Linked DNA regions of Homo sapiens: region 2 is linked to region 1. A link is an interaction called in ENCODE POLR2A ChIA-PET data of the cell type or tissue named here. Cell type or tissue: MCF 10A. All regions are shown on one strand. Links, peaks and the distances in the headings refer to the core of each region. The heading gives the core; the rest is flanking DNA.

Region 1 (6,283 bases), core at 783-5,782:
GGATCCCTGCCCTCAGTGAGCTTAATGTCTAACAATAGAGGCAAACAAGTCAAAAGAAGCTTGCTATCAGGGTATAAGTGCTGTGAAATTATTGGCAGCTTTGGATTTAAATGGTCTGATTAGATCAATTGTCAATTTATTTCTATTTCTGGTGGTCACAGATCATCAGAATTCATCTATCTGTACATATAAAGACATTTTAATTGCTCATCCCTTTTAAGGAAAACATGGTATCCTAATAAAGGAAGTGTGAAGGGACTCTTAGCAAGCATCAGGAACAATATTGGCTCCAGTCATGGATAAAAAGAAAGCTTCCTGGAAAGTTTACCACTAAGGCTTATTCTTGGGGCATGATAGGTGAGCTCTTCTTCTAGATCTTGGGTGGTTTCCAAGAAAACCATTTCTAATTAAGATAATTTTCAGGTACTCTCAATAAATGCTCCCAAAGAAATTATGTTTATCTTAATTTTATTGGATTTTCTGACAGCCAAAAAAAAACCACAATAAATAGTCCATATTAGTGAATACTGAATTGGAATTTGTTCTTCTTTTTGCTCCTTTATATACTCATTTTAAAGACATTAAGCTTAATTCCTTATTTGTGGTCACAATTTCTGTGATATGCCTTATGCTTGGAATTTCATTACATACTTTCTCTCTTTACGTTCAGGAAAAATCCCCGAAATAGTGTTGTTGTTTTTTTAAACGATGTGAAAAGACAACTAAACGTAGTGAGATTTTGCCCCTTTTGCTTTGCCCGTCCTTTTCCGTAAACCCACGTGCTGACTGTCTTTGGCCACACCCAGCACAGCAAAGACTGTTCAGACTATTTTTCATGCATTCAGAAGTAGAAGAATGAAGTGGAAGCCCATTAAATAAAAAAGGAACTATGTTCACATCCTCTGACTTACCATTTACCTGGAATTTCATTCTGTTTCTCACATGTGGGGCAAATAGTTTCTCAGAAGTGGCAATTTAATAGTGGGTGGGAGAAGTATGAACTCTCTGAGGCAGCTTCCAGGGCTGCTGGCTGTGAAGGGGAAGGGGAGGAAAGAGGCTTTAGGGCTGTAGCTTCAGGATGAAGGCAACGTTCGGGTCAACCAGAGATGTGTGCGGCCTTGGGGACCTTCAGGGAGCTGCCAGGAGAGTGCTCCTTTGATATGGGGGACCAGGATGAGTTTACTTTGTATGACGTGGAGTTGGTAACCAGTAACTTAGCCAGAAATACTCTACCTTTTTTGCTCCAAGGATCTGTGCTTATTAAATAAGCAGAGCTGGTCTAAGACTAGCAGCATTCTCTAGAATGCTCTGCTTTTATTTCTGATTACACTGAATTAGGTTGTGTTGCATTTTCTCAGCGTTTTATGTTTGCTGATATATTTTCACTAGTAAAAGCTATTACATTGAATTCAAATAAGTAAAAATTATCAACAAATAGGCTGTTAAGCTACAGTGTGATTTAATCAAGCAAATGGATCAGACACAAATATATTCCATATGAAATACTGTTAATCACATCTGACTTGCAGCTGCGTGAGAAGCCTTGCCTGCTAACTGCTTAGCTAGGGGAAAATAATGGTGCAGCTACAAGGAAGCCGGAGGCACCTGCATATCAGGGCGTGGAGGACAAATGTGCGTAACCATACACCTAGGATTTATTACCAAGCAGGCCAGAAGCAGTGTTTCCGACCAGCCAAGATGTGTACCTGTTGTTATGCAGTCATTTGCATATGTTATGCAGTCATTTGCATGCGTTCCTGGAGATCAGTCAGAGGGTGTTCCCAAGAATGCTACTGATATGAGAGCCCTACCTGATTCCATTCGGCGAATGCTCCCTAGCCAGTCTTCCTCTATGAGCCTTGGTGTGCAAAGCTCCCCAGGCTGGGTGGTTTGCCCTTGCCTTGCCCCGTGGAGGTAGGATTCTGCAGGCATGGAGCAGGTGGTGTCCCTGTTTCCCTCCTGCCCCTGCTCGGTGCCAGTCTCCTGCCGTGGGAAGTGCCTGACCTTGCCGGCTGCCCCTTCTCCCAGCCACCTCACACTGCCCTAGTGTTCTTGCTGTCTCCCTTGCCAAACCACTGAATCCTTCTGAGCACCTGTCTCCCCAGCTACAAAATAGGGGTAACCCTGTAATAAGGGTTATCTGCAATTTATTAAATGCTTCATCAGTGAAATGTGCCTTGTCAGGACAGCTTGCACTTGGCATCCGTGGTGTTGCACAAAGCTGACTTTGGTGAGACCATATCTGTAAAGGTTCTTGCACTACATTATGGGGGAAAAATGTTTTTTCTCTCCTGCCAGCCTCTTTCCTTGCCCCTTTGAATACACATCTGTTTCTAATTAGTATTATCACCATGAAACTAGCTTTTCCTAGGTTATAGCTATGTTAAGTTTATATACAATGATGGTTTAATCTTTGATGCTGTCATTTTAAACATAATTCGTGGTAATAGCCCCTCTTGGAAAACAGACTTGTTTTCCACGCTGTTTCTGGCATCAGCCCACAAGGAATGGCTGAGTGGGGACTGTTGGGAGAAAGGAGAAGGCACTGGTAGAAATTATCTAGCCTTTTAGAGAAAAGAATTGTTTCTTCTTTCAGTTATTCTGTCTTCTGTATGAAATTAGCAAGATTTTTAAAAAATGAATCAAAGATTAGTACTTAGGTATTGGCCAGTGTATTTCCTCCTGTTGCCAAAGAAAAGAAAGGCTTGAATGAGATTGACAAATAAGAAAAACAGGCCTCATACCTGTGGAATGATTCGTATGCTGTAGTTTCACAATCTGAATTTTCAGATGGACATTAGCCAGAATGCAAGCCTGGGGCCTGCTGTGGAGAGCAGTCTCTGCACTCGAAGTGCACGGTAACATTCTTTGCACCAAGACATCTTGGCCACACATCCTGCCAAGGGCCTGTGGGCTTGCAGCTTTTACTCATTAAACTGTGAGGCCAAATTTATAACAGGAGGAGTGGGGGGATTTTACTTTGAATGACTTTGTTTTGGAATGGTTATGGTAGAAATGCCCTAGCGACTACTTAAGAAGCTCGCACAGGTCCCAATTTTAATGCTCTCAGCCCAGGATAATTGCAACTAGTTCTCTAGAACTAAGGTCAGATATCATATTAGCTTCCAAATAGTTTTACATCCATAATATCATGTGGACAATCTTTCTGAGGGTGAAAAACCAAGGAAGCCTCTTGTTCTGAACTGTGGGTAAAACACAAGAGGAGCAGAGAAGATGGCTTTGAGAGGACTCTGTGTGAGAAAAGCTGGGAGCCGGGCAAGGCTGGGAGGAGGCAGGAAGCCCAGGGGGCTCTGCAGGCCCTCCACGAGCCTTAAGACTTCAGGCCACATGGCCGTCAGCTCCTGCAGGCACCTGGGGCCCTGGGCTCTCTGTCACAGGGTCAAGCCCTGGAGAGACTGCTGCGTTCTACACTATGCTTGCAAAGGTGCTACGAGAAGCCCTCTTGCCTGTAACTTGTTAAAGCAACTCTGTTGATTGGTTGACTTTGAACATAGCGAAGGAAAGAAACACAGACAAACAAAACAACTTTCAAAAGAGCATTTATTTTTAGAACACCTTTGACTTCTTGAATTCTTCTTGGTTTCTCATCACTTCAGGGACTGAACAGACGGGCTGCGGGAATCAAAGTGGTGACTATAGCTGACTGCCTTCATTCCAGAGAACCCGAGACACAGCATGAGGTTGGGTCTGTCTCTTATTTCTAGATCTTAACAAAGAAAACGCATGGATCATGATGTGTGACTCAGTCAAGTCCTTGTAGAGTACAACCCAACAAAGAAGTGAAAAAACTTTGCTGATGGCATCGATGGGAGCCCATACGCACAGGGCTCGTGCGCGAATCTGATGGCATCGATGGGAGCCCATATGCACAGGGCTGGTGCGCGAATCTGATGGCATCGATTGGAGCCCATACGCACAGGGCTTGTGGGCGAATCTGATGGCGTCAATCGGAGTCCATATGCACAGGGCTCTTGCGCGCAGCGTCCAGTGTGTCTCTCAGGGTTGTAAGCGTCTAGACCTCTGTCCTGATGTCTTCCTGAGCGCGTCGTACTGCGGTGTCAAGGCTCATGACAGCAGAACAACAACTGATGGAGGGAAGGGAGTGTGACCTGCTAAAATGAGCTGGCCACAATCACTCTGTGTGCGTGAGGCAGGAGAAGAGATGTACGTCTGAGACGCTCGTCCTACCCTCCCGAAGCTTGGATGTAACGGAGGTGATGGGCATTTGCCCGAATTGCCATGGGAGTTATAGAGTAGTGCCCGTGTTTTCATTTTACTATCTCCACCTCCCACTCAGCCAAGGCCTCTCACTGCCTGTGAGCCTGATCTTCTAGTGATGGTCAATCTTTTCCTTGGTCTCACCCCTGCCCACGCTGACCTCCCTCCAGGTCACCTCTCTACCCCAGTGATCTTCCCTTCCCTGAACTGTCTGCCCCTCAGTCCATTCTCAGGCCCTACCCATACCCCTTCCACACCCAGGCCTCCTGCTTTGCATGGCCCTGAGCTTCTCAGGGGCTTGGACTCAGGGCTGTCTCTTAGGGAGACTCTGGCCCAGGGACACTTGGATCCAGACAGGATTCGGGAAGAGAAGTTACTGTCCGTATGTGACTGTGGGTATAGTGGAGCTCACTGCATCTGAGTCCTAGCCTAGAGGTGGTGGTTCGTGTTCAGATCACAGAAGAGAGGAGTGTGCTGCACAGAAAGCACATTGAAGGTTTCTTCCCTGTGATGTGGCTTGGCCACCCATGGTGGGAACATTCTGGAGTTTCAAGGCTTGGTCACCCACAGTGGTATATTCTGGAGTTTTAAGAAGTGTCCTGAATCACAGGTCCCCTTGCATGGCCAGGCTCCGAGTCTGCAGAGCTTCACGTTCTCTCAGCCATCCGGGACAGAGCACACGGGTTCTCCCCAATGGTGTCATCAGCCTGGACCCCATAATACTTCTTTGCTGTGTGTGAATTTACAGAAAACCTCGGGCTGATTTGTGGTCTGTGCCGCTAAAAATGCTGGTGAAGCTTGTGCAGAAGGAAGGTGCCGCAGGCTGGACTTGGCGTTTGCTCGGCAGCCACAGACAGCTGTGGCTGTTGCGGGACCGTTGCCCCCGAGCCATGCGTGGCCATTCTCCATGTAATTCGCAGCTTCTAGGTTAATATGTACAAAGTCCTTGGAGGTCATTTAGGACATTTTATCTTAGGAATTAGCCATGGACTGACTATTCACTACGTGCCTAAATTATCAGTAGGACTTGGGTGTAGAGGGTTAAAATGCAGACAAAAAGTGGTGCTTACCTGACGCCAATGGAGGAGGAGGTCATTAAAACCGTCGCGTAAGTCAAATTACTCAGAAGCCACGAGAGAACCACATAACAGCATGAGGTGGTGCTGGCATTGGGTTTCTTACTAACTACTGTTTGGCCTTGAAAAATTTTCTGTAGAAAAAATGTCTAATCTAGGCTCACAATATAGCTGATCTAGTGTTATCTTACAATAACATTTTTGGGAAAAAATCCCCGAACAACTTTGATTACTTAAAAATTTTTAAAAGCAACAAAATATCTTAAAAGATTGAGAAACTATCAACATTTTTTAAAATGCACAGATTTCCACATGTATTAATGCTGGTAATTTTTAAGAAATAGAAAAACAGGAAAAGTCAATAAGGATGTTTGTTTTAAAAGCTGTTGCTTCTAGAATAGGTTTTATTCTAGGAAGATGGCCTTCGTGACATTGCTGATAGAGATTTATAGTGAGATTTAAAGTCTTTGACTCCTGACGCTGAGTTTCTGTGATGAATGACTTCCCTCTGCACATTCCAGCCTGTGACTGCCTTCGGCCCACGATGGAGCGGGCGCCCGGCACCTTCTGTCAGGCAGAGCCGGGCTTCTGTCAAGGGCTCTCCTGTACCTGGACCCATGAACCTTCTGGGCTCAGTTCTTTCTCCCACATTCATTTGTTCCTCTTCCTCTTGGGTGTTAGGGGCCTTGGCGCACCTTAGATTAGGAGAGTCAGGCACCTGTTGTCAGGGGCCTTGGTGGCTCTGGGCTAGGTCAGCACTGTGGCTCCTGCTGGGCAGCCCCCCATGGGCACCACAGTGGGCTCACTGCCCCTGTGTGAGCCCAGGTCTCTAGGGCAAAAATCCTGCCACACCCACATGTGGCCATCAGGCCCTGCTCCCCAGCTGGCCTGACACCCACATGCAGCTCAGAGCTGTGGGCCTGGGCTCTGGCCTGGCAGAGGGAGGATGGATGGGAAGGATGGACCTG
Region 2 (6,283 bases), core at 721-5,720, 260 kb after region 1:
AGAGGGGAAGTCTGTGAGGCGCAGTCTCCCTCAAGGGTCCATATTCTGTCACTTTTGAGACAGGGTCTCACTCTGTGGCCCAGGCTGGAGTGCAGTGGTGCAATCACAGTTCACTGCAACCTCCACCTCCTGGATTCAAGTGATTCTTCTGCCTCAGCCTCCCAAGTAGCTGGGATTACAGGCATGCGCCACCATACCCGACTAATTTTTGTATTTTTAGTAGAGGCGGGGTTTTGCCATGTTGGCCAGGATGGTCCTGAACTCCTGGCCTCAAGTGATCTGCCTGCTTCCCAAAGTGCCGGGATTACAGGCATGAGCCACTGCACCCGGCTTCATATTCTGTCACTTTTATTTTCTTTTTAAGGTGCTATACAGTTCACAAAGCATTGTCATATGTGTTCTATTTGGGCCTCACACAGCACTGTGGAGCAGGCTGGTCATTTATTTATAGAGGCGGGAACAGGTTGTGAAGCTGTGAAACACCTGTATTTGGCAGGGCCAGGGCACACACCTGTCTGGGGACGCTGCTCCTGCCACACTGCAGCTGGGACCATGGCAGGACAGACACTGCAGGAACCCTGCCACGCCACAGCTCCGTCAGGCTCAGCTTCCACAGTTAAGTACAGCTGAGCATGGTGAAAAAAACTGGCATGAAGAGCTGTAGATTGGTTAAATTAAAACCACTTGTTCTACTTTATCATACAAGTAATAATACTTGCGAGACATTCTAACTCTACAGAGACACAGGGCATAGAGTGCAGCAGCTGAAGCCCCCATAGGTCTCCTCCACCCTTGGCCTATCCCTGTAGAGTCAGCCACTGTCAAGGATTTTTGGTTTGGGGTGTTTCTCTTCATCACCTTGGAAAAACTCCCAACCTGCTAGCCTTTACTGCTGGGTAAGAAGCAAGGAGATTTTCCACACCTGCATTTCAGAGATCGGCCAGCTCCCTGAAGGCACGGCCTTGTCGGCCAGCCCAGGTGGAAGCCTGCAGTGCACCAGGGACCAGGAGCAGATACTGCAGGTGATTCGAGCAGGAACAGGCCCTGATAAAAACCAAGGCAACAGTTTGGTTCAGTGGACTTTTCTGGTACTCCCGAGGAGAGAATATGGAGAGATAGAGGCCAGTAAGGTCATTCCTGCTGGCCAAAACCTGCATCCGAGCTGAGGGAATCCTGCGAGTGTGCAGACGCAGTCAAAGCAGGCACAGATGCAGGAGTGGCGTGGAGTCTGCTCCCTCAGAGCCACAGCTTCTGACTGTGCCTAAGAGAGAGTGACGAGGGACTCACCAGGGGAAGGACTGACCGGCACTTGGCCCGCTTAGAGGTCATAGGAAGCTTCTAACTGTTGCACTTTCTCTTTCCGCACAGAGCCCTGAGCACTTGCAAAGACGAAGGCAAGAATGCAAGGCACCTGATTAGAAGCAGTAGGGAAAGGATGTGAGACTTTTTCCACTGTTGGAATTTGATTCCTAATTTCACATAGCATTGAGACCAGTCATGATAAACTGTATTCCAGAACAAGAGTTTTTGGGTTTTTTTGCATTGTTTTGTTTTGTTTTGTTTGAGATGGAGTCTTGCTGTGTTGCCCAGGCTGAAGTGCAGTGGCACCATCTCGGCTCGCTGCAACCTCTACCTCCCAGGTTCAAGCAATTCTCCTGCCTCAGCCTCCTGAGTAGCTGGGATTACAGGTGCACACCACCATGCCCGGCTAATTTTTGTATTTTTATTTAGTAGATAAGGTTTTCACATGGTGGACAGGCTTGTCTTGAAGTCCTGACCTTGTGATTTGCCCGCCTCAGCCTCCCAAAGTGCTGGGCTTACAGGCATGAGCCACTGCGCCCGGCCCAGAACAAGAGTTTTTAATGGTTCTTGGTTGCTTTAAGTTTACCATATCCAATGTCTGTTGTTAGCAAAAGGGGCACTCAGAACACCTCAGAATTCAGCTTATGAGCAATAAAAGGAGACGGACCCGTTATTTAAATTGCTTTTTTCTGGACTTTGGAGGTGGAAGACTTCCCAGGCAAGACTAATTCCTAGGCCCCAGGCAAGCTCTTGCTGCTCTTTCATCCTGGGAATTTCCAGAGCTTGCCTTCCAGAGACTGGTGAAATACATTGTCACATTTGGCAAATGTTTGGTTTGTACTATGAGAGCAATATGCATGATGTTTCATCCTAAAAACTGGAAATCCGATCTGGTCTCTTTAGTATAATCTCAGAAGTCATTGCCTTTGTATCTTGATGTGTGTTAGTGGAGAACACTGCCGGCAATGGAAATTCATTAACCATTAGAGAGTCGGCATTTAAAGTAATCATAGGTGATAAGTAAAATGTGAAAACTCAGGCTGGGCGCGGTGGCTCACGCCTGTAATCCCAGGACTTTGGGAGGCCGAGGTGGGCGGATCACGAGGTCAGGAGATCGAGACCATCCTGGCTAACATGGTGAAACCCCGTCTCTGCTAAAAATACAAAAAATTAGCCGGGCGTGGTGGCGGGGGCCTGTAGTCCCAGCTACTCGGGAGGCTGAGGCAGGAGAATGGCGTGAACCCGGGAGGCGGAGCTTGCAGTGAGCGAAGATTGCGCCACTGCACTCCAGCCTGGGCAACAGAGCAAGACTCCGTCTCAAAAAAAGAAAACTCAAAGATTAGGTTGATGCAGAACTTGATTACTTTAAAAGCCCAACAATATATATTCAGAATTTAAACTGCCATATAACATTCTTTCTCAAAATAACTCTCAAGAACTCAAAATATTTTTCATTTAAATGACAAAATATAAAGAAAGTTAGGAGACTCAAATGTTAGTCATGACTAACTTCCAAGATGAAGTTCATGCTAGTTGTCAACAGTAAAGTGTCATGTTGGTTTCAGCTCCAGAGACAGTGCTTTTCTTTGTTACAATAACTTCATGGGGCAGAGGTGACAGTTGGGAAATACTTCCTGCACAAGCAAACATTCTCAACCTAGACAGTGGGAATCCTGGCACTGGGCAGCATGACTGCAGGCTGCATGCGCAGTGAGAGTGGCCCGCATGTGGGAGTGGTGGAGAAATCAACGGTCTCTTGTTTCATAATTCTCCTCTGACTGCACTTGGCTTACTATGACATACCTCAGTTTTGTCAGCTCTCTTCCCACACTCCACATAGCAATGGTGAATTTCTGCCATTCCGAATTTCAAGTTGGGTTCAGTTACTCTTTCGTGTTTTTACGTTTTTGGATTGGATTTCTCAGATGTTTTCTTAGATTAATTTATATGGAGAATTTACAAGCCTTAACAAGAAAGTACAAGTTGTTTCAACACCTGAGGATACTCTGAAATTGCATCAGATTACTGAGAAGACACTAGATGGGCTCAAAAATAATCATTTCTCCTTCAAGGTCTAGAAGAGAAGTGCACTCTAGACTGCATTTAGACAGCAAAGACTGAGCTGGCTCTGCCTGCAGCCCTGGCAGGTCAGTGTCCCCTGGGAATGTGGAGAGGGCAGAGGCTGCAGATGTCTGTGGAGAGGAGCCACCCACAGTGAGAAAACTGCAGTCCTCCTGATCTTCCCTCAGGCAGCTGCTGAGAACTGACCTAAACTGGGCTGGTCACGTAGGATTCCCAGGGTTTTGCTGTTATTTTGTTTTTGGTAGATATAACAGAAATCATAGAAAAGTTGGTGAGGATTAGCTACTCCCTGACAACTTTATTATGAAAGTCATAGGTCAAAATCTGCCTTCCCTACAGACATGCGTTTAGCAGACGTTCATTAGCTAGTACATTAGCAGGAAGCAGGACACCTCGCTGTTCTCCTATGTTCCTGATGAATCGCATTTCTTCTTCCTTTCAGGCTCTCTGAATGAGTCATCCATCTGAGGTAGATAGGACAGTATTTCAGCCAAGACATAATTCCCACCTAAACTAATAATTCCATGGGGTAGCTTAATGGTGGTTTCCCATTTCTAGTTATTAGATCACCTTCTATAGAGTAGACTCCATTAACTAAATCTGTTCACTTATACACAAACATGGGTCCTAATGAAAAGGCAGGATAAATGTTCAGTTCTTTTCTTCTCTACCCAATTTTAAATATAAGGAATTGATGTGATTCATCACATAAACAGAATGAAGAACAAAAACCATATGATCATCCAATAGATGAAGAAAAAGCATTTGATAACAACCAGTATCCCTTCATGATAAAAAACACTCAACAAACTAGACATCAAAGAAACATACCTCAGAATAATAAAAGCCATATATGACAGACCCACAGCCAACATCATAGTGAATGAGGAAGAGTTGAAAGCATTTCCTCTAAAAACTGTAAACTTTAAAGACAAAGATGCCCACTCTTCCCACTTCTATTCAACATAGTACTGCAGGTCCTAATCAGAGCAGTCAGGAAAGAGAAAGAAATGACACCCAAATTGGAAAAAAGGAAGTCAAATTATCTCTGTTCACTGATGACATGATCTTATACCTAGAAATCTCTAAAGACTCCTCCAAAAGAGTCCTAGATTTGATAAATGACTTTGGTAAAGTTGCAGGATACAAAAGCAACATGCAAAGATCAGTAGCATTTCTATACACCTGTAACATTCAAGCTGAGAACAAAATCAAGAATGCAATCCCATTTACAATAGCCACACACATACACAAAATACCTAGGAATCCATTGAACCAAGGAGGTGAAAGATCTCTATAAGGAGAACTACAAAACACTGACGAAATTATAGATGAAACAAACAAATGGATAAACATTCCATGCTTGTAATTGGAAGATAAATATTGTTAAAATGACCATACTGCCCAAAGCAAGATACAGATTCAATGCAATGCCTACCAAATTACCAATGTCATTTTTCACAGAATTAGAAAAAAAATCTTAGAATTCATATGGAACCAAAGGAGAGTCTGAATAGCCACAGCAATCTTAAGCAAAGAGAACAAAGCTAGAGGCATCACACTACCTGACTTCAAACTATACTACAAGGCTATAGTAACCAAAACAGCATGGTACTGGCACAAAAATAGACACATAAATCAATGGAACAAAATAAAGTACCCAGAAAGAAAGCATCATACCTACAACCAGCTGATCTTCAACAAAGTCAACAAAAATATACACTGGGGAAAGGACACCCTATTTAATAAATGATGCTGGAAAACTTGGAGAGCCAAGTTTGGAAATGATGACACCCTATTTAATAAATGATGCTGGAAAACTTGGAGAGCCAAGTTTGGAAATGATGACACCCTATTTAATAAATGATGCTGGAAAACTTGGAGACCCAAAGCTCTCACCATATACAAAACTTAAGATGAGTTAAAGCCTTAAATGTAAGACCAGAAGCTATAAAAAAATCCTAGAAGAAAACCTAGGAAAAACTCTCCTGGACATTGGCCTAGGCAAAGAAGTTATCAGTAAGACTTCAAAAGCAAATGCAACAAACCAAAAATAGATATATGGGACTTAAATAATGCAAGAAACATCTGTACAGCAAAAGAAATAGGCAACAGAGTAAACAGACAATGGGAAAAGGACATGAACAGACATTTTTCAAAAGAAGATACACGAGTGGCCAAAAAACATGAAAAAATGCTCAACATCGCTGATCAGAGAAATGCAAAGTAAAACCACAATGAGATACACCATCTCACATCAGTCAGAATAGCTGTTATTAAAAGGTCAAAAAGCAACAGATGTTGGCAAGAATGCAGAGAAAAGAAGACACTTAAACACTGTTGGTGGGAATGTAAATTAGCACAACATTCATAAAAACAGGATAGAGATTGCTCAAGAACTAAAAATAGAGAACCATTCAATCCAGCAATCCCATTACTAGGTATCTACCCAAGGGAAAAGAAATCATTAAAAAGACACGTGCTCTCATATGTTTATCACAGCACTATTTGCAGTAACAAAGTTTGGAATCAATCTAAGTGTCCATCAACAGATGATTGGATTCAGAAAATGTAGTATATGTGCACCATGGAATACTATGCAGCCATAAAAAAAGAATGAAATCATATCTTTTGCAGCAATATGGATGGAGCTGGAGGCCATTGTCATAACTAAAATAACTCCAAAACAGAAAATCAAATACCACATGTTCTTACTTCTATGTGGGAGCTAAATAATAGGTACACATGAACATACTGACACTGGGAACTCCATTTATAAAATCTGATGGCTTTTTCCTGCCACCTTGAGAAGAAGGTGCCTGCTTCCCTTTTGCCTTCTGCCATGATGGTTAGTTTCTGGAGGTCTCTGCAGCTATGCAGAACTGTGAGTCAATTAAAC

What was found. Peaks named below come from ENCODE experiments on the same cell type or tissue, not always from the same donor. Only the 100,000 strongest peaks of a DNase experiment are listed, where the experiment ranks them.
Region 2: POLR2A ChIA-PET joins it to region 1 with 6 read pairs; 1 of 35 experiments calls an interaction of 5 or more read pairs at or near these places.

What each region holds. Positions count from the first base shown.
Region 1 is chr6:166,616,636-166,622,918 of GRCh38, reverse strand. All of the region lies in intron 1 of RPS6KA2 (ribosomal protein S6 kinase A2), which reads left to right. Among named protein-coding and RNA genes, the nearest start is that of RPS6KA2, 7.5 kb to the left of the region's middle. RefSeq lists enhancers at 1,472-1,972, 3,633-4,399. In MCF 10A, for the core only: no CTCF peak of the experiment used is centred there; a DNase peak (open chromatin) is centred at 2,788.
Region 2 is chr6:166,357,949-166,364,231 of GRCh38, reverse strand. No RefSeq gene overlaps it. Among named protein-coding and RNA genes, the nearest start is that of SFT2D1, 19 kb to the right of the region's middle. RefSeq lists an enhancer at 992-1,623. In MCF 10A, for the core only: no CTCF peak of the experiment used is centred there; DNase peaks (open chromatin) are centred at 3,011 and 3,791.